Linked DNA regions of Homo sapiens: regions 2, 3, 4 and 5 are each linked to region 1. The links are chromatin contacts, found by Hi-C or POLR2A ChIA-PET in ENCODE. All regions are on one chromosome and are shown on one strand. Each heading gives the region's core, a stretch centred on a gene start or an enhancer-like site at or near the end of the contact. The rest is flanking DNA. Distances are from core to core; before and after follow the strand shown.

Region 1 (4,465 bases), core at 1,449-3,948:
ACAGAGAAAAGAAACAGGGAAAGAGCCTAAGGAAATTATGAAACACCAACATAAGATCCAACTTTCTTAACACTGGAAATCCAAATGGAGAGAAGAGAGTGGGAGCAACTCTCCATTATTTCAACAACAACAAAGAGTAGTTGAAGAAATAATGGCTAAAAACTCCCTAAATTTATTCGAAAACCAAAAAAAAAAAAAAAAACAAAACCAAACATGAAATCCAAAGAAATCCATGATAAGACACATCATAATTAAACTTCTGAAAACTAAAGACAAAGTAAAAACTTGAAAGCAGCCAGAGAGAAATGACACATTATCTACAGGGGAACATCAATCTGAGTGACAGCAGCATCCTAATCAGAAACCATGGACACAAGAAGGAAGCAGCACAAGATTTTTCAAGTGCTAAGAAAAGAATGGCAGGCTAGCAGCCATGGCTCACGCCTTAATCCTAACACTCTGGGAGGATGACACAGGAGGATCACTTGAGACCAGTTGGGCAATATAGCAAGATGCTGTCTCTTCAAAAAAAATTTTTTTTAATTAGCCAGGCATGGTGGTATGTGCCTATAGTCCCAGCTACATGGGTGGATTGCCTGGGCCCAACAGATCAAAGCTGTAATGAGCTACGATCGCATCACTAACTCCAGCCAGGAGAACAGAGTGAGACCCTGTCTCAAAAAAAAAAAAAAGGAAGAACAATAGAAAAAGGGGAAATATGCGTATGTGGTATATGCAATACACTATCTTTATCATCATGAGTTTTATAAACCATATTTGATGACTGACACAAAAACTGTAACACCATCTGATACCCAGGACATGATACTTAAAGTGAGGACCTAAGTGAAAGAAGGGTTTCCACACTTGACTGGAAGTGGTGAAATACAGCAATACACCATGGTGATAAGTCACATTTGTATATTGTAATACCCAGAGCAAGCACTGTAAAAACTATACCAACACCTAATCTCAAACACACTATAGGGATACCAAAAAAGTGTCCAAGTAACCCAAAAAGTGGCAAAAAAAAAAAAAAAAAGAAACAGGAATCAGAATGAGAATCAGAAGAAACAGAACACAGATAATAAATGGCACACTTATATTCTAACATATCAGTAATTATCGTAAATGTAAATGGTGTAAATATGCCAATCAAAAGAGAATGGCATAGTTGATAAAAAATATAAGATCCAACAAGAAACTCACTTCAAATTCAACATAGGTAAGTTGAAAGCTAATACCATGCAAACATTAATCCAAAAAAAAGCATAAATGGCGACATCAATATCTAATAAAGATTTTAGAGCAAAGAAAATTACCAGAGACAGAGGAACATTAACAATGAAAGGAACAATCCACCGAGATGACAAAAAATCTTGAATGTGCGTGCACCACATGACAGTGCTTCAAAGTACATGAGGCAAAAATGGATTCAATCTGTGATGGAAACCTATTTTGAAACAGGTGGCACATTTCCAACTAAAGAACTCCTAAAATTAAACAGATTTACTAACACAATTACTGTTATAGGTAACACCAGAACCCACTTCCAACCAAGCACTGAAAAAAGGGCACCTTACACATGTTCTACTGTAATCTCCAATAATCCCGTAAGAAAAAATATTATCCAGCATTTTACAGATGAGGAAACCATGGCTTGAGTTTAAATAAGTTACCCGAGAGTAAATCGCTAGTGGGTAAACACTCAAATCAGCGTTATAACATTCCAGTATGTACTTTGAGCTATATGTTAGTCTCTCAAATGGCCGAAAACAAAAATTATTCAAAAACTCAAATTCTGAAGCAACTACATATTGAGTGAAATTATGTTTTCGACAATTCCTCTGGAATAAAACTTCAAAAACTATAAGAAGCAACACTTTTTAAAATTTTCTTTTCTTTGAATGAGAAATGTTAAATATGAGCTAAATGCAATCTCGAGTATGAAAGGTCTGTACACTAATTCTACTGCTAACCTGTGACCCCACTAAACAAGTTAACCGTTCTCAATACCCCATTTCCCTTTCGTAAAAGCAAAATTACTTGTCGACAAAAAGCACTTTGTATATATATGTTTAAACAAAAAGTGTGCCTAGCAAAGATATCGAAATGTCGAAGAGAAGTCATTTCAATAAGAAGTGTGTTTTTAACAAAGCAATTAAAAGTTACATCCGTCACCTTCACAATTCACAGGGCTACAAGAACAAGTTTCGGAGACTCTGAAGTATCCGAGAAGTTAGCACTTTTGATCCCCGTTTACTTTAGGAGAGCAGCCACCCCTCAACACTGGACCGCGGTTCTCTGCTCCCGTTCTGGCTCCTACGCTCGGCCCAGGCGTCCCGGGGATGCAGCCGCTCGCCCCGGCAGCTGCCCGCGGCCCTCACCACCGGCGGACGCCACAGCTGCGGCGCGCTCAGAACGCCAAGGACTCCCGGCTCCCAGCGAACAGATGGGGCGCGCCGGTAGCGACCCCAGACCCGCCCGGCTCCGGGTTCCTGCGGTGGGCTGGGGGCCCCGGGGAGCGTCGGCGGGGAACGGGGCCAGTGCCGCCTCGGTTACCTGCTGTGCCGGTCGGCTCCCGGCCTGGGCCCCGCGGCGCTGTAGTAGGCCGCGCGTTTGCGGTTGGCTGCGGCCGCCGCTGCGCTACGCACCGGGTAAAGCGGGATCTGGTCCGCCATGTTCCGACCGCCCCTTTCCCGCCCCTCCCACTTTCCCCTCAATTCGCCACCTTTTCCCCGCCCTCTCCCCTCAGCGCCAACCCCGGCTGAGGCGCCGCCTGCGGGCCTTCCCCGCCTCCGCCAAGCGGCGAGGTCCGATGACGTAACGAGCGGCGGCGCGGAAGGTGTGGCGTCCCTAGGCCCCGCCCTCGTTTGGCGTCGGCGCACGATGACGTGCCCAGGGTGGCAAAAGCGCGGCGCAGGAGGCAGTGGAGTCCGGGCAATGACGTCACGAGTGGCTAAAGCTGGGACGGGGGGCGTCGCGTTCCGAGGCCCCGCCCCCGCCTCGTGACGGGCCCGATGACGTCACCGATCGGCGGGGCGGGGCGCGCGTGCGCCACAGGCTGGCCTTCCGGTAGCGCGCGAGGGCCTGCACGTGGGTCGTGGTTCGACCCGGCGCGCTCTGGTCCGCGGGTGGAAGGGCCTCGCAGCCGTCTCCTGGAAGCTCTGCCGGGGACACGCGTGGGCGCGCGCGGCCTCCTTAGCGGTCCAGAGCCTGCGCTGCCAGTAGTACGCGCGCCCCATGGCTGTGTGGGGCCCCACGCGCCCTCCTCGCCGCGCGGCTTCTTGCTTCCGCCCCGCGCTTCTCCAGCCTGCCTTCGGTGCCCGCTTCCTGCCCGCGCCCTTGGAACCGCTGGTGTCTGTGCGTTCACAGGCAGGGTCGTGCTACGTGGCCCGGGCCCCCAAAGCGCCGCGACTGCAGGCGCGCCCACCGCGCCGGGCTGAATTTCCGAGATGTTCTTGTCCTGCTTCCTCACTGCTGCTTCCTTCTTTCTCTGGTTCTGGGTCTTTAGCTTGATTCCACATCCCCCACCTCTAGGCCCACAGCCTGCTGAAAAGTCCTATAGGCGACTGTCAGAAACGAGGTTTACACCCTCAGTCTACACAAGAAAGCAAAACGATATTGAATAAACGAATACACGGCTTTGGTTGGGTTTGTTTCATTTCCTGTCCCGAGGACAGCTCCCTTCCACCTCCATCACCCGCTGCAGCTGGAAGCCGGCAAGCTGATGCACCGCTCACCTCACGTATTAATGGTTTACTCACTTTGTGTTTTTTTAAACAATGTTTTTCTGATATTCCATTTTCATGACATATAAATTTTGTCTATGTGTTTGAAACACTGTTCAACATGAACTTATAAATGCTTTTCTTTTCTGTTTTTTGGAGATGGGGTCTCTGTTACCCAGGCTGGAGTGTAATGTTTTGATCACGGCTCACTACATCTTCCACCTCTCAAGGTTCAGGTGATCTTCCCCCATCTGCATGTATTACTTTTTCATTATAAAAAATGGTCTTTATGAATATGAATATTCTTAATTTGTTGCTGCCACTCTGATTGCCAGTTTGCTTCTCAGCTGCTTTTCATGTAACCTGAATACATGCCACTCCACAGACACTAACTACTTTCAAAAGACGCCAATGGCCTCCTAATTGACAATGGCCTCACCCATTATTTCTCTACCTCACTCTCAGCCGCTGACACTGTTCACACCATCTCTCACCCACATTCAACAACTGATATTGATAACACCATCTCATTCTCACAGCACTGGCACTGTAACACCATCTCCTCACCCTCACTCAGTACCTGACAGTGATAACGCCGTCTCCTCACCCTCACTCAACTACTGACAGTGACAACAGCATCTTCTCACCCTCACTCAACTACTGACAGTGACAACACCATCTGACCCTCAGTCAACACCTGACAGTGACAACATCTTCTGACCCTCACTCAGCAA
Region 2 (4,465 bases), core at 704-3,203, 920 kb before region 1:
ATTTCTCCAGTGTGTACCTGGTGCCAATGAAGTACAGGAGATTTTGTTTTATCATCCCATCTCATGGATGAGGAAACTGAAGTTTGTTGAGATAACTTATGCAAGGCACAGATGAACCTGAACACGCCTTTATGTAACTAAAACCCTCACTGTTAACCACTATGCTTATATTCTGTGCCTCTGCTTTACTCAATTATAAAATGAAAGAGATTTAGATGATCTCTAATATCCTACCAACCTGAAATTGTTTCATTACAATAAAGCATTTCGTATATAATTGGGAAATATTCTGTATTATGTAAAAAGCTTAATCTGGCAGTGAGCTGCACTTGTGATTCTAGTATTTAAATTGTGGGTGCATATTATCAAAGCACCTTATGGTGCTGTGTCCCAGAGGAAACCAAACATGGAACCCATTTCAATCCCCATGCCAGCAGGCTCTTCAGACTGTAGTTCTCACCATGCCACAGCCCATCTGAGAGACACCACAGCATCTGCATAGTGATTTGTTGTTGTTTTTGAGATGGAGTCTCACTCTGTCACCCAGGCTGGAGTGAAGTGGTGCGATCTCAGCTCACTGCAACCTCCACCCCCTGGGTTCAAGCGATTCTCCTGCCTCAGCCTCCCTAGTAGCTGGGATTATAGGCGGGCGCCACCATGCCCGGGTAATTTTTTGTATTTTTAGTAGAGACGGGGTTTCACCATGTTGGCCAGACTGGTCTTGAACTCCCGACCATAGGCGATCCGCCGGCCTCGGCCTCCCAAAGTGCTGGGATTACAGGCGTGAGCCACCGCGCCCGGGCGTGATTTGTTTTAAATTTGTCATCTAAAGGACCACCAGGATAGCTAGATAGTAGACAAGAGTTTTACTATCAATATCAGTTTGCAAACCAGGGAGTCTCCAGCATGAACCCAAAGTGCTCTCTCAGAAGAACAGAGGTTAGAGGTTTTATTTTAAAAAGAGAAATATTAACTTATTTCTCTTTGAGAAAGTTCACTGGCACTAGTAAGGGTTTGGGGAGCTCTGACTGGTGAGCGAAGCCAGGGGGCCAGATCAGTCCTGGAGGTGGAAGTTATGCTGAAGCTATGGAATAAAACTGGCTTTAGGTCGGGCGCGGTGGCTTCTTCCTGTAATTTCAGCGCTTTGGGAGGCCGAGGCGGGCAGATCACTTGAGGTCAGGAGTTCAAGACCAGCCTGGCCAACATGGTTAAACCCCGTCTCTACTAAGTACAAAAAAACACTAGCCGGGCTGGCGCCTTGTAGTCCCAGCTTATGGGGAGGCGGAGGCAGGAGAAGCGCTTGACCCCGGGAGGCGGAGGCTGCAGTGGGCCAAGATCACGTCACTGCACGTCTCAAAAAAAAATTTTTTTTCTTTATAAAAAGACAAATTAAAAAACCTGGTTTCAGGTTACAACAGGCAGCTCAGCAGCCGGCCTGATGGTGACATTCCTCAAGGACGGCCTGCCCAGTGCTTCCTCCCTACCCCGCTGCTCGACTCTGCTGTGGTTGGGTATGGCAACAACGACACATTTTTATGATCAAGTTTCACAAATGACACACATGAACTGTCTTAGTAACACACAGAAACAAGCACCAGAAAGGAAGAAAACGAGCCGCAGTGCCGGGCATTCCGGGCCTTTCTGGACGTCCCCATCCGTGGCTGGAGGACAGCCCGGGCGGCGGCGGGCGGCCTCGGGGCGGGAGCGTGGGGGCAGGGCACGGCGAGCCCGGGGCTTCTCAGGACCACCAGGCCGCCTGGACGCTGGGGAGGAACCCCCACTCCGACAGCTGCTATGACGGAACCAACGGCGCTCCACGGTGCCCAGGTCGCCGCCGCTCCACCCGGCCAACTACACGTTCGCGCGGCGCCTATACGCACATGCCGTCAGCACGCACGGCGCTAGCGCGCGCGCATGCCGTCAGCACGCACGGCGTCGGTGCGTGCGCGCCCAGACGTTCTGCCGGGTGGCAGTCCCAGCGGAGTTTGCGTGTGCGGGCGGGACCGGATTTCGTCCGTGGGCCCGGGGGCGGCGGGGGCCGGGGAGTGAGGGGCCGGCTGAGCCCACCTCGCTGGGCCCTCCCTGGCGCCCCGCCTTGGGCGGCGGCGAGCGCGCGGGCCGCCATGTCGTACATGCTCCCGCACCTGCACAACGGCTGGCAGGTGGACCAGGCCATCCTCTCGGAGGAGGACCGCGTGGTCGTCATCCGCTTCGGCCACGACTGGGATCCTACGTGCATGAAGATGGACGAGGTCCTGTACAGCATCGCCGAGAAGGTAGCGCGCCGGACTCTCCCGCTCTGCGGGCTGTGCTTCCGCATCTGCCCCGCGCCTCTGCCCTGCCGGCGTCGCCTGGGGGCGCGAGCTGTTCCCCGAGGAGGGGCCGCGGCTCCGTCGTTCAGGCGATTCCTCCCCTCGCTGCGGTCGAGCGCTCTCGGGGACTGTGCCGGCGTTTCACGCCTTTTTCTGCGGGGAGCTCTTGTAGTTTTTCATATTTTAAAGGGTTTATGATCCCCCTCCTCTCAAATGAATTAATTATTTCTGTTGATAAGGCGTTTTTCCCAAACTTATAGTTCAGTGAACAAAATGCACTTGCAGGTTTTATTGAGAGCGCGGATCCTTAATTTAAAAGGACGTCTTTTTTTGGTACCTGAGTTATTCGTTGTATGCATAAAGCAGGACTTTCATGTTCATAGCATGAGAAATCCTGCTTTTCTGTGGGTGTGTTTTTTTATCCCACCACGCTTTTTGTGAGTCATGTGGTTTACAGCTTACAGTGATTGAGGTGCAGTAAACATCAGGAGAAAATAGAAATATGCTTTGTTAGAATTAGTTCTCTGAATTTCTAATATTAGTACACTGAGTGGTCTTGGCATTTACTTGCTGACAATAAAAGTTGTAGGACACTATTTTATAACCAGATTTCATTCTTTTTCTGTGGTTCCTCATAGCAATTTTAGGATGACTTTTATTGAGGTTTTGCAGCTGTAGCAATAGGGCAAAGGGCACAAATACTAGGGTGTTAATAAAATATTTGCCATATTAATTTTCCATAAGTAATTTGAGAGGTTATTCCTTTTAATGAAGAGTAAAAGTAACATTGAAGCTATCTTTTCTTTCACAGATGCTAAAAAGTAGGCCTGGGTTAAAATAACTCCTTTGAGTAAAGAGTAACAGATGTAAGGACATATTTTATATTCAGGAAAGGAAAGACTATCTGGCCTGCCATTTATTAATTTTTGCTATTTCTTATTTAGTAGGAGAGGCATGAAGTTAGGAACTGTTGTTATATTTTAGTTATTACAAGACTCCCTTGGAGTGCTTACTAGAATGCATCTGTGATTCTGATTCTATGGGTATGGGGTGAAGTCCAGCAATGGCTTTTTAAAGAAGCCCCTCAGGGAATTCTGATGCGACTTGACCTTGAACCACCTTCCATGGGGGTCAGGGATGGAGGTGGAGTAGCTTTAGTACCAGCCATCTCGCAGCCTCTTCCTCCTGGACACTGAGGACTTGAGGAGGGACCTAGGGAATTCGGGAGAGCAGCAGTTCTCTCACACGCTGGGGGTTCTGCCAGCCGGGGATTAGAGATGATGAGAGAGGCAGTGCCACACATCAGTTTGTCATTGCTTGAGCTGTAGTGGACAAGGGCAGATACTGGAAATCCAGCGAAGAATTGACTAAGAGCAGTTTCCCAATAAGTAAATCACTGCTGTATTGACTTTGAGTTATGAATTCTAGAATCTTTCACTGTTCTACATTGCAGGTGGTGGCATAAACATCGGGTGGTGTTCAGATCCTGCTGCCGGCAGCTCGAGGCTAGGATGGCTGGAGATGTGAGGGCCTTTGTCTCATCACATCCGAGCACAGCTCAGCAAGATGCTCTTAGCTAGAAAACAGATTTTATGTGTTAATGTAAGTGTTTAGGGTCTTTGCCAGATTTGCTCTTTTCCAACTCCTTTATGTCCAATTTCTTTGTTATTACAGAATGAATCACTGTATCACTAGTGGACACACATAGTGGACACACACTTAAGGACAGTTGAAATGGGCTCACTTTGGGGTATTTTTTTTGGTCTTTTAAAATAGTCTGATTTTTGTTTTTGTCCAAAAATTTGGATAGCTTTATTAATAAACTTTTAATGCGAATATTATAATATAGTTATTAAAAGGGCAAACCTAGGCCAGGCGCGGTAGTTCATGTCTGTAATCCCAGCACTTTGGGAGGCCAGCGTAGGCGATCACTTGAGCCCAGGGATTCGAGACCAGCCTGGACAATATGGTGAAACCCCTTCTCTACTAAAAGTACAAATGCCGGGCGTGGTGGCACGTGCCTGTAGTCCCAGCTACTTGGGAGGCTGAGGTGGGAGAATCACCTGAGCCCGGGAAGTCAAGACTGCAGTGAGCCATGATTACACCACTGAACTCCAGCCTGGGCAACAGGAGTGAGACTCTGTCTCCAAAAA
Region 3 (4,465 bases), core at 1,163-3,662, 880 kb before region 1:
TTCAAGACCAGCCTGGCCAACACAGAGACCCTGTCTCTGTTGTATGTATTTATTTTTGAGATAGGGTCTCACTTTGTCACCGAGGCTAGAGTGCAGTGGTGCGATCCTGGCTCACTGCTGCCTCAACCTCCTGGCCTCAAGCAATCCTTCCACCTCAGGAGTAGCTGGGACTACAGGTGCACACTACCATGCCCAGATAATTTTTCTATCTTTTGTAGAGACGAGGTCTCACCATGTTGCTCAGGCTGGTCTCGAACTCCTGGGCTCAAGAGATTTACCTGCCTCAGGCTCCCAAAGTGCTGGGATTATAGGCGTGAGCCACAGTGTTTAGGGCCCACCTGGATAATCCAGGACAATCTCTCTATCTCAAGATCCTTAATGACATTAGAAAAAAAAATTGTTTTCCCATACGAGGTAATATTTACAGGTTGCCTGGATTAGGACTTGATGGCTTTATAAGGGCCATTTTCCAGCTGTGCATGGCTTGGTCGGCTTCTCTTGTTTGCAGGAAGCTATGTGACAAGCGCAGCACCTGCAATGAGCTGTGATTGGCTGATGTAGACTGGGGGTGGGGGCTCGGACCCCCGGCAGGTGGTGTTCGAAAAGGTACAAACTCACTCTGCAGTCATCAACTCACCTTTCGGGGTGCCTCTGAGGCGTGAGGCCTGTGGGGTGACGTCCGAGCATGCCAGATTTCGTCCACTGAGCCGGGCTCCTGGAGGCCCCGTGCACAGATGCAGCTCTAGGCCCCAGGCTGCGGGCACAATTTGCCCCATGCCTCCACAGCCTCTGGATTTAAGATAACCGAGGATAGCGTCTGGGACCCCAGTGCTCCCGTGAGGGTCAAGGAGGTCCGGAGCTTACTCCAACCTCCAGGGCAGAGAGGACAGATGATCCCAAAGGCTGCTGGGCTCAGGCTAGGGCGCGGCTGAGCAGGGGCAGCTGCTTTTTCTCTCCCAGGCTTCCTGCTGTGCCTTTTACTCACCTCTACGTTCCTGGTGCTGGGGCTCCGCAGCGCTGGCTCTAAAGAAGTTCCAACGCCAGCCTGGGGGCGCAAGGCAGGAGCGCCCTGTTTCCTCGATTGTTGGGGATTTGCTCCTAGTTAGGTGGTGACTGTCCTTATGATCCCCCATAAAACCAGTCGGGCAGGGGGCAGGGGGCAGGGGGCCGGGATCGTGGAGAAGAGGCCGCGGCTGGCGGGGAAGCAACCCTCAGCGTGGACCCCTCAACCTCGCGGCTCGCCCCTTACCCGTGCACCCCTCGCCTCACACCCCCGCGCCCCTCACCCACGCGTCCCTCACCCTACACACACCCGCCCATCACTCGCGCACCCTTCACCCCTCACCCACGCTCCCCTCACCCTTCACCGGCGCGCCCCTCACCCCTCACCCCTCACCCAGGCGCCCCTCACCCTTCACTCGCGCATCACTCACCCCTCACCCCTCACCCACGCTCCCCTCACCCCTCACCCCTCACCCGCGCTCCCCTCACCCCTCACCCGCGCGCCCCTCACCCCTCACCCGCGCTCCCCTCACACTTCACCCGCGCTCCCCTCACTCTTCACCCGCGCGCCCCTCATCCACGCGCCCCTCGCCCTCAGTCCTCACCCGCGCGGGCCAAGAGGGTCCCGGGCGAGGGCAGCTCCCCGCGGGCGGGTGTGGGGCTCGGAGTTGGCTTGGCACGCGAGGCCGGCAGCAGGGCCCGGGCTTCACGCACGCCTGGCCCCCGAGTCTGTCTTGAGGCTCAGGAGCTGCCTTTTCTGCAAATAGGCGCCCAACGGTTCAGCCCGGAGAACTACACGGGGATGGGGAGAGGCCGCCCCGCGTTTCTGCAGCGACAGCGACCGTGGCCGCAACCACGATAATGACAATGGCCACGGTGACGGCCGCGCGTCCAGCCGGCCCCCCGGCGACGGCCCCGGCGCATCTGCTCGTGGGGCACTTGCATCGGAGCGGAGACCCGCGGGGGGCGCTCCGTTTCCCGAGACCCCGGCCGCCTCTGGGCGCTGCAAACTCCGAGCCGGGTCCCCGGGTCTCCTGGGTCAGGACAGAGCTGGACGAGACTCGTCCCCGGGTGGCCCGCATTCAGGACACGCGTGAGAGGGGCGTCCGGACCCCGCGCCCCCGGCCCTCCAGGACGACGCCCTCCGCTTGGATGGCCGCGCGCCGGGACAGCTGGAGACGGGTTAACGTGGGCGCCAGGCCTGAGGGACCGGCCCCGCCCGGCTGGTATTTCCCGACCGGGCGGGAGGAGCCACGCGCCCCCACCGCCCCGACAGCCCCGGCTCCCGGCCCCGCCTGCGCCCGCCCTGCCCAGCGCGCTCTAGGACACCGCGGCGCCTCCGCGCAGCTCCGGCGTGGGCGGGGCCCGGCATTGTGACGTCACGGGGCGGGGTTTCCCGGCGCCTGAGCGGACTGACGCCGAGACGCGCGCGGGTCAGCGGCGCGGGGACGCGGGGCGCTGGGCGCGGGGCTGGGGGCGCAGGTAAGGAGCGCGGGGGCGGCGCGGGGTCCTCGGGGGGCGGCCTAGGGCGGCCGAGGACGCAGGGCCGGGGCAGTTGGTCGCGGCCTTCAGTCCCCTGGCTTGGTCCTGTGGGGTCCCCGGCCCGGCACCTCCTCCCGCGAGCCGTGCGCCCCCATCCTGGGCCTGCGCCCCCTTCCCCCGAGCCGTGCGCCCCCATGCTAGGCCCTGTGACCCTCCCCCGAACAGTGCGCCCCGATCCTGGGCCCTGCGCCCCCTCCCCCACCCCATCCCGGGGCGCGCGTGGACCCCCGCCGGCTAAGCGCACCCGGGCGGTGACCCCAGGGGCTTCGCCCGTCCTCGACCCCGGCGCTGGGACCCCTCCCCAGCCCCCTCCGGGAGCGTCTCGGGACCCCCAGACACCCCCCCGTCCCAGGCAGGGGCCGCTCCTCGCGCGCCCCGGGCCCCGGTCGCCCCCGCTCTGCCTCGGGTCCTGCGGCTGGCGCGGGTCGGGTCGGGTCCGTGCGCGCCGCCCCAGCCTCCCTGGGCGGAACTCGAGCAGCTCCCCGCTCCCCGCAGGCCCCGAGGCCGCAGGAGCGCGCGGAGCGGCGATGAGCAGGCGGCCGGTGGCCCGCGGGGCGCGGAGCCCGTGACAGCCTCGGCCAGGCGGGCGCTGCGATGGAGGCCGAGGGCCTGGACTGGCTCCTGGTGCCACTGCACCAGCTGGTGTCCTGGGGCGCGGCCGCGGCCATGGTCTTCGGAGGGGTGGTGCCCTACGTCCCGCAGTATCGGGACATTCGCAGGACGCAGAACGCCGACGGCTTCTCCACCTACGTGTGCCTGGTGCTGCTGGTGGCCAACATTTTGCGGATACTCTTCTGGTAAGTTGGGGGCTTGCTTTCCTGGGCTGCACCCGGAGAAGAGGGTTTCTCCTTTGGGGTTTCTGGTTGAGGCCGGGGGAGCAGCAGGGTCCACACCTCCCTGCTGGGCCAGCGTCCCACTCTGCCGTGGATGGGGTACGTGGCTGCAGGCAAGTCACTTCTTAGGGTGAGATTATTTTTCCAGAAAAACGGTGGGGTTGGAGCACAGAATCTCAGAGAAAATCTCCAGATCCGCCTCCTTGCATGATGTTCCACATGGGTACTTAGCAGGGACCTCTCAGCTGGGCACTGGCCTAGGCCTGCCTGTGGAGAGGAGCCGTTCCTGCCCTCCTTTTTCATGTTGTATAGTTTTTCTTTGTTGTTTTGAGAGAGGGTCTTGCTCTGTGGTCCAGGCTGAAGTGCATGATGACATGACAGCTCACCGCAGTCTCCACGTTCCTGGGCTCAGGTGATCCTCCCATCTCAGCCTCCCGAGTAGCTGGGACCACAGGCGCACCACCACACCCGGCTAATTGTTTTTTTTGTATTTTTTGTAGAGACAGGGGAGTGGGGGGTTGTCTCACTTTGTTGCCCAGGCTGGTCTCGAACTCCTGGCCTCAAGCATCCCTCCCCACTGGGCCTCTGAAAGGGCTGGGATTACAAGCTGAGCCACGGCGCCTGGCCTGCCTTATTTAAATAGGAAGTCACTCTCTCTGGAGACTGTCTTGTTCCTCTCCCCAACTTCCTCTTTGTATTTGTATTAGGCTAAGGAAATTGAAATTAATTTTAACAGTTGTTGAAGGCAGACATAATTGGGAGGGTGAGTTTTCAGAGGAAATGAGGTCTCACAGCTGCATTCTAAGGCCAAAAACGTCTGAAATTTTTCTTTCTTCTGGGTGATCCCAGCCTCTCTGTCCGGGCAGATTGGAAGGTGTCTGCTGCTCTTCCTATGAAGAGGGCCTGGTGGAGGGGTGGAGAGAAGGAGTCCAGGCAGCTGGTGTCAAGAACTCTGCTTCTGACTCTGGTCACTGAGTAATCACGTACCTGCTTCTTTGCCTGTTAGTTTTGTTTTGTTTTTTTTTGAGACAGAGTCTTGCTCTGTCGCCAGGCTGGAGTGCAGTGGTACAATCTCGGCTCACTGCAGC
Region 4 (4,465 bases), core at 939-3,438, 570 kb before region 1:
CTGGGGTGGCACTTCTGTGTTCACCCCATGAAGGCACTTTCTCTCTGAAGTTTACACACAAGGAAGACCCGTTTGAGGCCATGAAATGTGCACTGTGACAGTGACGAGCCTAGGGTCACACGGATTCATGGCTCCCGTGGAGCCACATTCCAGCATCTTTTGGGGGAGGACACTCCCTGCCGGGCAATGAGGAGCCAGTAGCAGGGTCTCCCCTCCCTGAAGACGGGCTGGACACAAATCACCTCATTTTCCACTCTGTCCACACCTGAGGCTGCATCTCAGCTGGAAAATTACACTGGAATTCTAAATAATAATCATTATTGTTTCTGGTTATTTTGAATCCACTGACAAAGACCTTTACAAAATAATTGCACCATTTGAGGTGCAGGGGAAGATTCTTGAGTTGGTGTGTGAGGAGAACATTAGGGAAATTCTGCAGTGGTGTTCTGTTTAGTAAGTATAATTGCAAGGAGTGTATCATGTTAAAACGCCTGACGTAGCGTCTTGTAATAACACATGGTTTCCGTCGAGAAGCAGATGGTTCTCGGCCTCCCCTTAGAATAAAACATCATCATTTCACCACACCCACAAGCTCCACTGCAGAGTGAGAGCAAAGCCGTATGCCGCACACTTCAGATCCGTGTAATTGCAGCCTGAGAACACTTTTTAGGGAGAAGTGCCTTTAAAAAGAAACAACTTATTAGAATATCAGATAAAAGGGTCCTGGAAGAATGGTATTCAGTAGTAACTATAGCTGTGGCTTACAGAAAAGCACAAATGAAACATTTCTATCTCGAAGACTTGTGGTCCCTGGATGTTTTAAACTTCATGTTTCTGGACAAAGTAAAAAAGACACACTCACTGTGCTTCAGATGCTTTCATTTCACCATAAGAAGACGTGAACAAGGTTTTTCTGCTCATATATTGAAACCTTTCACAAAAGTTCTCTTAAAAATGGAGATATAACTCGTACCATATAATTCATGCCTTTAAAATGCCCAATTCAGGGGTTTTTAGTATATTTACAAGGTTGTGCAGCCATTACCGCTATTCAGTTCCGGAGGGTTTTCATCACCAAAAGGAACCCGGGACCCTCAGGGTCAGGAACTTGCTTCCCAGTGTAATGGAAGCAGGCGGCCACTAGATGGAGACGTCTCTCCACCGCCTTGCAGGTGGGGCTCGCACCCCGGGGAGGTCAGAGGGAGGGACTCCGCGCAGGAGGCCGGCCTCAGCCCCGTGGCACCTGCAGGCCTCCGGACACCTGCCTCCGCCCCTCACTTCTCGCGAGACAGTTTCCCCAAATACCTTATGCCTAGTCCTGTCCGTGCAAGAGAGGCTCTTTAGGAAGAATGTGCACACACGTTCTTTATTTTACTAGTTATTTCTTACGTATTATTATACATTAATTCGAATGTGTTACAGAGAGTAATATAACAGGCACATTAGTCCATGATGTCACTCGTTTTACTTACAATGAGCCTAAGTGGAAAAGCAAAATTACATTTAAAATTAATTCGAGAAACATATTAAGTGACTGTCGGTTGAGGTGCAGACATGGCCAAGTCCTGTGGGGCACCCCAGCTTCTAGGCTCTGAAACAGCGCAGGAAGGATGCCTGTGGGAGGATGAAGTAAAAATCCCTTGACTTCCACGAGAATGGGACAGCCCCCTTCCAGGCGCAGATGTGTGCTCCACGTTGCCTGGGAATCGATGACTCTGTCTCACCTGCTCTCCCCTCCGGCCTCCAAGCAGGAGGCCCTTGATCCATTTGTGTGATCAGCCGCGGGGGACGAACTCCTCAGTCCTGGGGAGGTTCGTCCTCGGATAATGCAATCAGGAAGCTGGCTCTTTATGGAACTGGCCATCCCGGGCAGTGCTTGCAGTTATGGGGGCAAGAATACAGGCTGAGGGGCTGAGGGGGGTCTTTGGGCGGCACATGGCCATGGACGGGGCTTAGCTTACAATTTTGAAACCTGGAAATCAAGGTTTTGGAAACAAGCCTGATTGTAGGTTGAGTCACTCGGTGTTTTGGGGCCTCTGTCTGCTGGGGACGCACCAGCTGGGAGGGGAGGCAGCAAGTTCACCTGCTTCCTGTTCCCCCATGGGGCTTGGGTTCCTGTTCCCCCACGGGGAGCTTCTTGTTCTGCCACGGGGGCTTCCTGCTCCCCACGCTGCCCTGGCCTCCGCCTGTGCCTCTGTCAGCCAAAATCGCAGGCCTCAGAGGCTTCACATGCTCGGGGTAGGGTTTGACGTGGGCGGCAGTCCTGGGAAGTTAGAGGCCTCACCCCTATTTTCTAGATGAGAGAAGTGGCATTCAAAGCATTTAAGTAACTCTGGTTACTGGGGAGATGGTCTGTGAGCTTTGGTTCTTTAACTCCACACTTTCTTTTCATATATTCTACTTTCTCCGAATTATTTTCACCCCAGGAGAGTAAGGTACTTGCCTGTAGACTCACATGCTCTTGGCCACCTTCTAGCGCGGTAACTACCCACTTTGTCTTGGGGAGAGTGTGGAGTGAGGAAACCTGAGACAGCCCAGGATTTCTCCACCGCACACAGTGTTGCAATTTTTTGAGGGTGGGGGTGGAAATTCATGCACTAATTGCCTTTATGAGAACAAATGATGGCGTTGCGTAATGTTATTGTATAAAGGGAGTGTTATTTCCTATTATTAAGCATCTGCTTAAGATGCTTGGGGGAGAATATAAAAGTCATTTAAGAAATATTTGTTGAGGAAATAAATGAATAAATAAATTAGATAAGAATAGCACCTGGTCTCAAAGAATCATCAAGCTAATAAGATCTTCTATCGAGCTTATAAAAAACAAAGTTCTACCAAGAAGCTGGCAGGACTCTGTAGTCTTTCATGATTTCCAAATCGTGGAACCACCATCCACCTCTGCATTCCTGTTTGCAACTGAGGGTTCCACCAACCCCAGAGGGGAAGAAAAATCACAATACAACAATAAAAAAAACCCAATAAAATACCGTGTAAACAGTATTTACACCGCATTGCATAGTTCGAGGTATCCCAAGTCCTCTAGAGAGGATGCCCCATTCCAGGCGAGGCCCCGCCCCGTGGGTTCTGGCGTCGGGCGGGGGGGGGGGGTCTGGGGCGCCTCCCCTGGGGGTGTCACGAGGCCACCTGTGCGTCCACAGGGGCTTCTCGAGTTTGCCCCTCGCTGTCCCCACACCAGGGCAACATTGGGCCTTCAGACAGGTGTGTGCAAGATGAAAGATGAAATTCATTTTCCCATCTCCATAGCATCCGACAGACAATGCCGGCAAAACCCAGCCTGGTAAAGAGGGAGAGAAGGAACCAGGCTTTGGCAAGAGAGGCGCCGTGGTTTCCCCAGAGAACACAGTGGAAGACTTCCGAAGGGCCAGGTTCCTCCTCAGGGCGGAGGGGGCGGCGCTGACCGGGCTGAGACCGGGCTTGGAAGGAGCAGGTGGGGCTGGAGGCCCTGCAGGGTCTCGGCTGGGTCCGCAGTTTTAAATCAGAACGGGAGCTCCGGGCCTGTCATCGTCCTCATGGTAAGAGGCCTGGAACCCGAGGCCAGGAGGCTGGGAGGGAGCCTGGGGAGGCTAAAGTGAGCCCAGCCTGCCCGGGGTCTGCACTGGGGCCTCACTGCCCGGTCTCCTCTCCTCCTGACAATCAGGGGCGTTGATTAGCAGAAAACCCAGTTAGAGATGGTGCTGGTGGCAAATATGAAAAATGGCACAGTTGTCCGTCCCTTGATGTCCCTGGGGGACGCGTCCCAGAACCTCGAATATGGGACCAGTCCCCACACTCAGTCCCTGCAGCCAGGAGGACCTGCCATGTGCAAACTACTGGCTTAATAAATGTACCCATGTAGTTTAAACCTGCATTCCTCAAGGGTCCACTGTAATTACAGTTACCGCTCAACTAAACAAGTTAAAATTTTATGGACGTATGTAAAAAGTCGCTTAAAGAAAGATAAAATCATGTTAAAATACAGTGAAGGCTGAGCATAGGCCCAAAATAATTGAAATCAGGATATCGAAGAAGCACCTACACCCCCATGTTCACAGCAACTTTGTTCACAAAAGCCAAAAGGCACACACCACCTACGTGTCTATCCAGGGCGGAATGAACCCACACAACGTGATCCGTCCTACAGTGGAATATTCAGCTTTGGACAAGGAAGGAAAATCTGACTCAGGCTATACCATGGATGAATCTTGGGGACATCATGCCCAGTAAAGACAATCACGTGTGAGTCTCACTCACAGGAGGTCCCTGGAGTCCACAGGTCCATAGAGACAGAAAGCAGGTGGGGGTGCCGGGGGCCGGGGCAGGGGAGTGAGCATTTCACGGGGACAGAGCTTCAGGTTGGGAGGATGAGAAAGTGCTGGAGACGGTCGGTGGTGAGGACTGCACAGAACATCGTGAATGTGCTTAGCCCTCTGGACCGTGCCCTTACAAATGGTTAAAATGGCACATT
Region 5 (4,465 bases), core at 1,016-3,515, 520 kb before region 1:
TATCTATTAGATCAGTGGAGAATCGGAACAGTGTTTTTATCTTACTTTACTTTTTCCTCTTCCAATATTCTTCCTGTCTTTGGATCTGAGTAGTATTCTCACTCTAAAGAGCTTCCTTTCTCATTTCTCACAGGGCAGGTTTATTGACAACTGATTCCCTCAAGTTTTGTTTTTCTGGGAAAGTCTTTTTTTTCTCCTTCACTTTAAAGGATAACTTCACAGGGTACAGAATTGTAGGTTGGGGTCTATTTTTTCCTTTCTCAACACTTTAAATATTTCGTTTCATTCTTTTCCTGCTTGTGTGGTTTCCGAGCTTTCAAATGAAATGTCTGTCTTTGCTCCTCTGCAGCCGAGGCATCTGCATCCTCAGTTTGTCACTCATTCATTCACTTCTACCCCAAGTGGGCCCACAGCTGCTGCTGGAGAACGGAGGGGACGTCACCTTGTTCTTGCCTGCAGAAGCTGCAAGTCCAACAGCAAAGGGGACCTACTGCACGAGAATGAGGAGAGCTGCAGGGTGGGGGGCTCAGGCACCAACCCCCACCCCCCCCACCACCAAGGGCCTTCTAGGCAAGGCTCTCATGTGTGGAACGGAGGCCAGCTGGAGGGCAGGGCCAGGCACGTGTCCCAGCTGCTCCTCAGCGTGGCTTCCCCTCCCGAACAGAGCAGCTCACACAGTAACAGTGACAATAATCACAGTGGCTAGCGTGAGGTCGACACTCCTCGGGCGGGCACCATGCTCCTGTCGGACTCACATGAGTCAGCATTTGGATAACCCCTGCCTGTACCTCCACAGGGTTCTTAGGACAATGGGAAGAGCCTGTGTGAGTGTGGGAAAGGCAGCTGCAGGTCCCGTGCTGAGAAGGTCCCTCGCCTAGAAGCCAGTGCCTCTGGTCTGGTTCAGGCCCTGTCTGCACAGTGAGTCCAGCTGGCATCCATAGGAAGAAAGGGTGTTCCCCGGGCGTGCTCCAGAAGCAGCTACACATCTGTCGGGCTGCAGCAGAGGCTGCATCTCAGCGTGTTCCCTGGATGCCCCTGACCCTGTGACGGCTCAGAAACAGCAGCTGTGGGCAAACCACGGTGACGGCCATGTGGGCCCAGCTCCCTCCTGCTGCTCTGGCCAGAGCCCGTTGCCGTGGTGGCAGAGGCATCTCTGGATTTCCTGCTGCAGCAGGACAGAGTCCACATCAGGACTTGAATGTTCCCTGCAGCACAAGGAGGCGAGAGAGGTGGGTTCGAGTCCCGCTCCTGCACGGGTGAGGGTGGTGTCTGGATGTGGAGGCCAGGGCCTGGAAGCCTTCACCCCTCACCAGCAAGGTGGGCAGGTGCTGCGGCCGGGCCTGCAGTTCTGCTCCCCCGCTGCCCGGGTCCCCGGTTCTGCTCCCCCACTGCCCGGGTCCCCAGGCATGCACGGAGTCCTGGACTTTCACTCCCCTGGGCGGTCAGTGGGAGAGAGAGGCCTGGGGTCTCTGCTGAGGAATCATCGTGTCACTCGCCCTCCCTTCAGAGTTCGGGAAACTGAGGCAGGAGAGGCTGAAGTTGCCAGAGGTCACGCGCTAAGGAGCTGCAGAGCCAGCTTTGCGTCCCTCCCCTGTGGGGCCCCAGGAGGGCTGTGAGGCTGGGGAACCCACTGCGGGGTCCGGAGCTCCAGGATCTGGTGCTGAGGCCCTGGGAGGAAGAGGGAACCTACGGACTGCTCGTGGCTCCCCTACTCCCGGGGAAATGCAGGGAAACTGAAGCCTGGGCTGTCCCCTCTCCCAGCTGGCAGAGGGCCCTCAGGTACGATGGAGAGTGAGACATGCAGGGTGGGGAGGGCAGGGCAGGTGGCAGGGAGACATGGAGGGCGGGGAGGGCAGCAGGGACAGGCAAAAGGAAGCAGCCCCACCCCTCTATGCCAGGAGCACCCCATACCATGACTGTGACAGCCACAGATGCCTCCAGACATGACCACGTGTTCCCTGGGGACAGAACCACCGGGCAGAGCACGTCCAGGCTTCCGGGGATCCCCGGAGGTGGCTGCCTCCTCACGGCGTCTCCCCATCCTTCCCCATCTCCCTTCTCCCTCCCCCGTCCCTGGAAAGGTCTGCTTCAAACCTGTGAGAAATGACTAGGGGCGGCTGTAAAATCAAAACCTTCCCCTCAGGCCCAGAGGAAAAATGAGCCACTTCCATTTCTTGGCGCTTTTCCCTGTGAGCCTTGGACAAGCTTCCCGAGGCCTGGCCTCCGCCCAAGCAGCCGGTCCCTCCCAGGGGCCTCCCCGTCGGGCTTCCTCGTCCTAAATGGAGTTGGAGGCGCCTCAGCAAACCCAGCGATGGGGCGAGGATTTTCAGAGCGGGCCCTACCTGATGATGGGAGGGATCATGTTTTCTCCAATATTGCCAGAATAGCAGTGTTGTAAAGGTTGCTACAGAAACACCTCGGGTCAGCGCCGAGTCCAAAATAGAGCGTCTAGACAAACTCCTACTGTCTGACCTTCGACGTGTTTCCTAATCCATCCAATCTTGCCAAGCAAATTGGTGACTAAGCAGCAATTCCCTTTACACTCTGTCATAAAGGCCTGACGAGGCCCAGGCGCTGTGCTACATTTCAGTCTGGCTGTGGCGGCCGCTCCACCCGCACGGCTCCCACGTGGCTTCCCAGCGCGATGTGTGCCTGGGTCGCCATGAACTAATTTCAAGGCCGAGTCCAAAAGCCACAGGGCTGCCGGAAAACAGAACTCACTTTCAGCCAGCAGGGCCCCAGAGTTGACATAAAATGTGAAGAGGGAGTCTGGAGGCGGCTCTGGCGAAAACAAAATAGAAGTTGGGGACGGGCCGGCCCCAGTGGCCTCCCTCCGTGCAGGGGCTGGGAGGGGGTGGGGCAGCGGTTCTGCTAAATGAATAGAGCCAGCTGCTTGGCGAGGCCGAGCCCCTCCTCTGTCTCCCCTGCAATGCTCTGTCCTGAGCCTCTCAGTCACCTGTGTGAAGGGACTCAGACGCAAGGAGAGTTGTGCTCTGCTCTAAATAAGCACAGTGGAGACCCTGATGTGGTGGAATGGGGCGGCTTCCTTTTGCCCTGAGTCCGAGGCTCTGGGTTTCGGGCACTTGGGCTGGGCATGCTGCAGGTGGGACGGGGCTGAGGCTCCACTGGGCAGGGGCATGGAGCTGCAGAGCGGGCACTTTGCGGTGAGGGAGGTGGTGTAGGCTGGGCAGAGTGGGACGTGGGCGGCCTGGGGGACACTGAGATTCATGGGTCGGGGGCAGGGGCTGCCCCGGGTGCTGCCGCGGGTGCTGCCGCCGGCATGGCCACGCATCTGGCTTCTGTGCCTCTGGTGACCAGGCTATTTCCACAGATGGCAAAGCTGGCTGTAATTGGGGTTGCTTCCCCAGGGACAAACCACTGGTCCTAAAATGGAAGGCGAGGGAGGGGAGAAGACTGTTTTACTGGAAAAGAGGCCACTTTGCCAGAACCACGTTGGTGCCACAAAGTGAGGAATACCTGTCTCTCCACACTGGTGCCAGTTGGCCCATCGCTGTAGCTTAACTGTCCAAAAAAGGAAAAAGAAACACTTCCACCAGATAGTATAACTCTTGGACCGGAGAGTGAAGTGGAAGCCTCACTCTAAACCTTTCTGCAGCTGCACGCTGGGCCTGGCCGGAGTCCCGCCGAGCAGAGCGGAAAGTGAGCCGGTACCAGTGCTCGTGGCAGGGTGAGCCTTGCGTGTGCTGCGTCTTGAAGGGGGCGGCTTTGCGGCTTAGCATGTCGCTTTTCTATACATACCAGAAACGCAAGTTTTCCAGAGTCCTCTGGCCAGAGGTGGGTGAGGCATTGGCAGTTCTTCAGAAGACACAGAGAAGCCTACATGTTTCTCTGAATTTCTCATAAACTGCCCCTGGCTGGCGCTGAAGCTCCTTCAGAGGCAAAGAGCTTCAGACGGGCGATGCCTGCCCGTTGGCCCCTGGCAGACCTGCCAGCCTCCAGGCTGAGAGCAGGGTTCCAGCAGCATCTGAGCAGCCAGGCCCAGGTCTAGCCACCGCAGCCCGCACAGGCCTCTGCAGCCCCCGACTCAGCGGCATGGGTAAGCTTGGCTCCGCGGGGCCACAGCAGAGCCTGGAGACACAGAGGCTATCCCTGCAGTGGCACCTGGGAGATGCCACTAAGCCGTTGCCTGCAGCCATGACTCAGCCCAGCAGTCCAAGTGCTAGACGGAGAGCTGCTCCCATCTACGGGGTGCCCACTGGGTGGGCAGGAGTGGGGCAGGCGAGGGGAAAGCTCCTGCCCACATCTCCTGGGCTCTGCGGCCTGTGCTGCTGGGTGCAGGGGGGCAGTCCAGGGACTGAGCAGGACTGTGCCACGGTGAAGAAAATCCACCTCCACCAGGGCCTCCACCACCTCCATCAGGACTAGAAACTGAGCAGGACTGTGCCACAGTGAAGAAAATCCACCTCCACCAGGGCCTGACCCCTGCTTGGTGCTGAGTCTGCCT

What was found. Hi-C counts contacts between places; a loop is a spot of excess contacts on that map. ChIA-PET counts read pairs that join two places held with the same protein, here RNA polymerase II (POLR2A). Pooled maps may share reads with other maps.
Region 2: a loop to region 1 is called in a map of naive thymus-derived CD4-positive, alpha-beta T cell, with 14 times the contacts of the local background. The contact joins the promoter of TXNL4A here to the promoter of ATP9B in region 1. A Hi-C loop is called at or near these places in 1 of 168 maps with a recorded cell type or tissue (naive thymus-derived CD4-positive, alpha-beta T cell), 2 of 37 single-sample maps with no recorded cell type and 14 of 50 pooled maps.
Region 3: a loop to region 1 is called in a map of ascending aorta, with 5 times the contacts of the local background. The contact joins the promoter of SLC66A2 here to the promoter of ATP9B in region 1. A Hi-C loop is called at or near these places in 4 of 168 maps with a recorded cell type or tissue (CD4-positive, alpha-beta T cell, ascending aorta and naive thymus-derived CD4-positive, alpha-beta T cell), 4 of 37 single-sample maps with no recorded cell type and 22 of 50 pooled maps. POLR2A ChIA-PET finds 5 or more read pairs at or near these places in 1 of 52 experiments (activated B cell).
Region 4: a pooled map shows a loop between it and region 1 (6-fold over the local background). The contact joins the enhancer-like site here to the promoter of ATP9B in region 1. A Hi-C loop is called at or near these places in 7 of 50 pooled maps.
Region 5: a loop to region 1 is called in a map of ascending aorta, with 6 times the contacts of the local background. The contact joins the enhancer-like site here to the promoter of ATP9B in region 1. A Hi-C loop is called at or near these places in 2 of 168 maps with a recorded cell type or tissue (ascending aorta and tibial artery) and 6 of 50 pooled maps.

What each region holds. Positions count from the first base shown.
Region 1 is chr18:79,067,627-79,072,091 of GRCh38, reverse strand. ATP9B (ATPase phospholipid transporting 9B (putative)) reads right to left here and starts at 2,698. Exons shown (of 30, transcript NM_198531.5): 1 at 2,563-2,698. The coding sequence starts at 2,681.
Region 2 is chr18:79,986,051-79,990,515 of GRCh38, reverse strand. It overlaps TXNL4A (thioredoxin like 4A), which reads left to right and starts at 1,953. Exons shown (of 3, transcript NM_006701.5): 1 at 1,953-2,276. The coding sequence starts at 2,124. RefSeq lists silencers at 1,571-1,860, 1,901-2,140.
Region 3 is chr18:79,949,600-79,954,064 of GRCh38, reverse strand. It overlaps SLC66A2 (solute carrier family 66 member 2), which reads left to right and starts at 2,412. Exons shown (of 6, transcript NM_025078.5): 1 at 2,412-2,484; 2 at 3,040-3,341. The coding sequence starts at 3,139. It overlaps LOC124904336 (a long non-coding RNA gene), which reads right to left and starts at 1,256. Exons shown (of 2, transcript XR_007066429.1): 1 at 986-1,256; 2 at 1-789. RefSeq lists silencers at 1,881-1,930, 2,061-2,570, 2,891-2,970, 3,011-3,130.
Region 4 is chr18:79,640,939-79,645,403 of GRCh38, reverse strand. It overlaps CTDP1-DT (CTDP1 divergent transcript), which reads left to right. Exons shown (of 5, transcript NR_136643.1): 3 at 3,265-3,533; 4 at 4,105-4,236. Among named protein-coding and RNA genes, the nearest start is that of CTDP1-DT, 37 kb to the left of the region's middle. RefSeq lists an enhancer at 1-438. Within about 2 kb of position 2,188, at least 5 of the 41 ENCODE cell types and tissues checked have a DNase peak (open chromatin) inside an H3K27ac peak, as active enhancers do.
Region 5 is chr18:79,587,156-79,591,620 of GRCh38, reverse strand. LOC284240 (a long non-coding RNA gene) reads right to left here. Exons shown (of 4, transcript NR_148949.1): 4 at 2,603-4,465. Among named protein-coding and RNA genes, the nearest start is that of CTDP1-DT, 90 kb to the left of the region's middle. RefSeq lists an enhancer at 365-1,204. Within about 2 kb of position 2,265, at least 13 of the 41 ENCODE cell types and tissues checked have a DNase peak (open chromatin) inside an H3K27ac peak, as active enhancers do.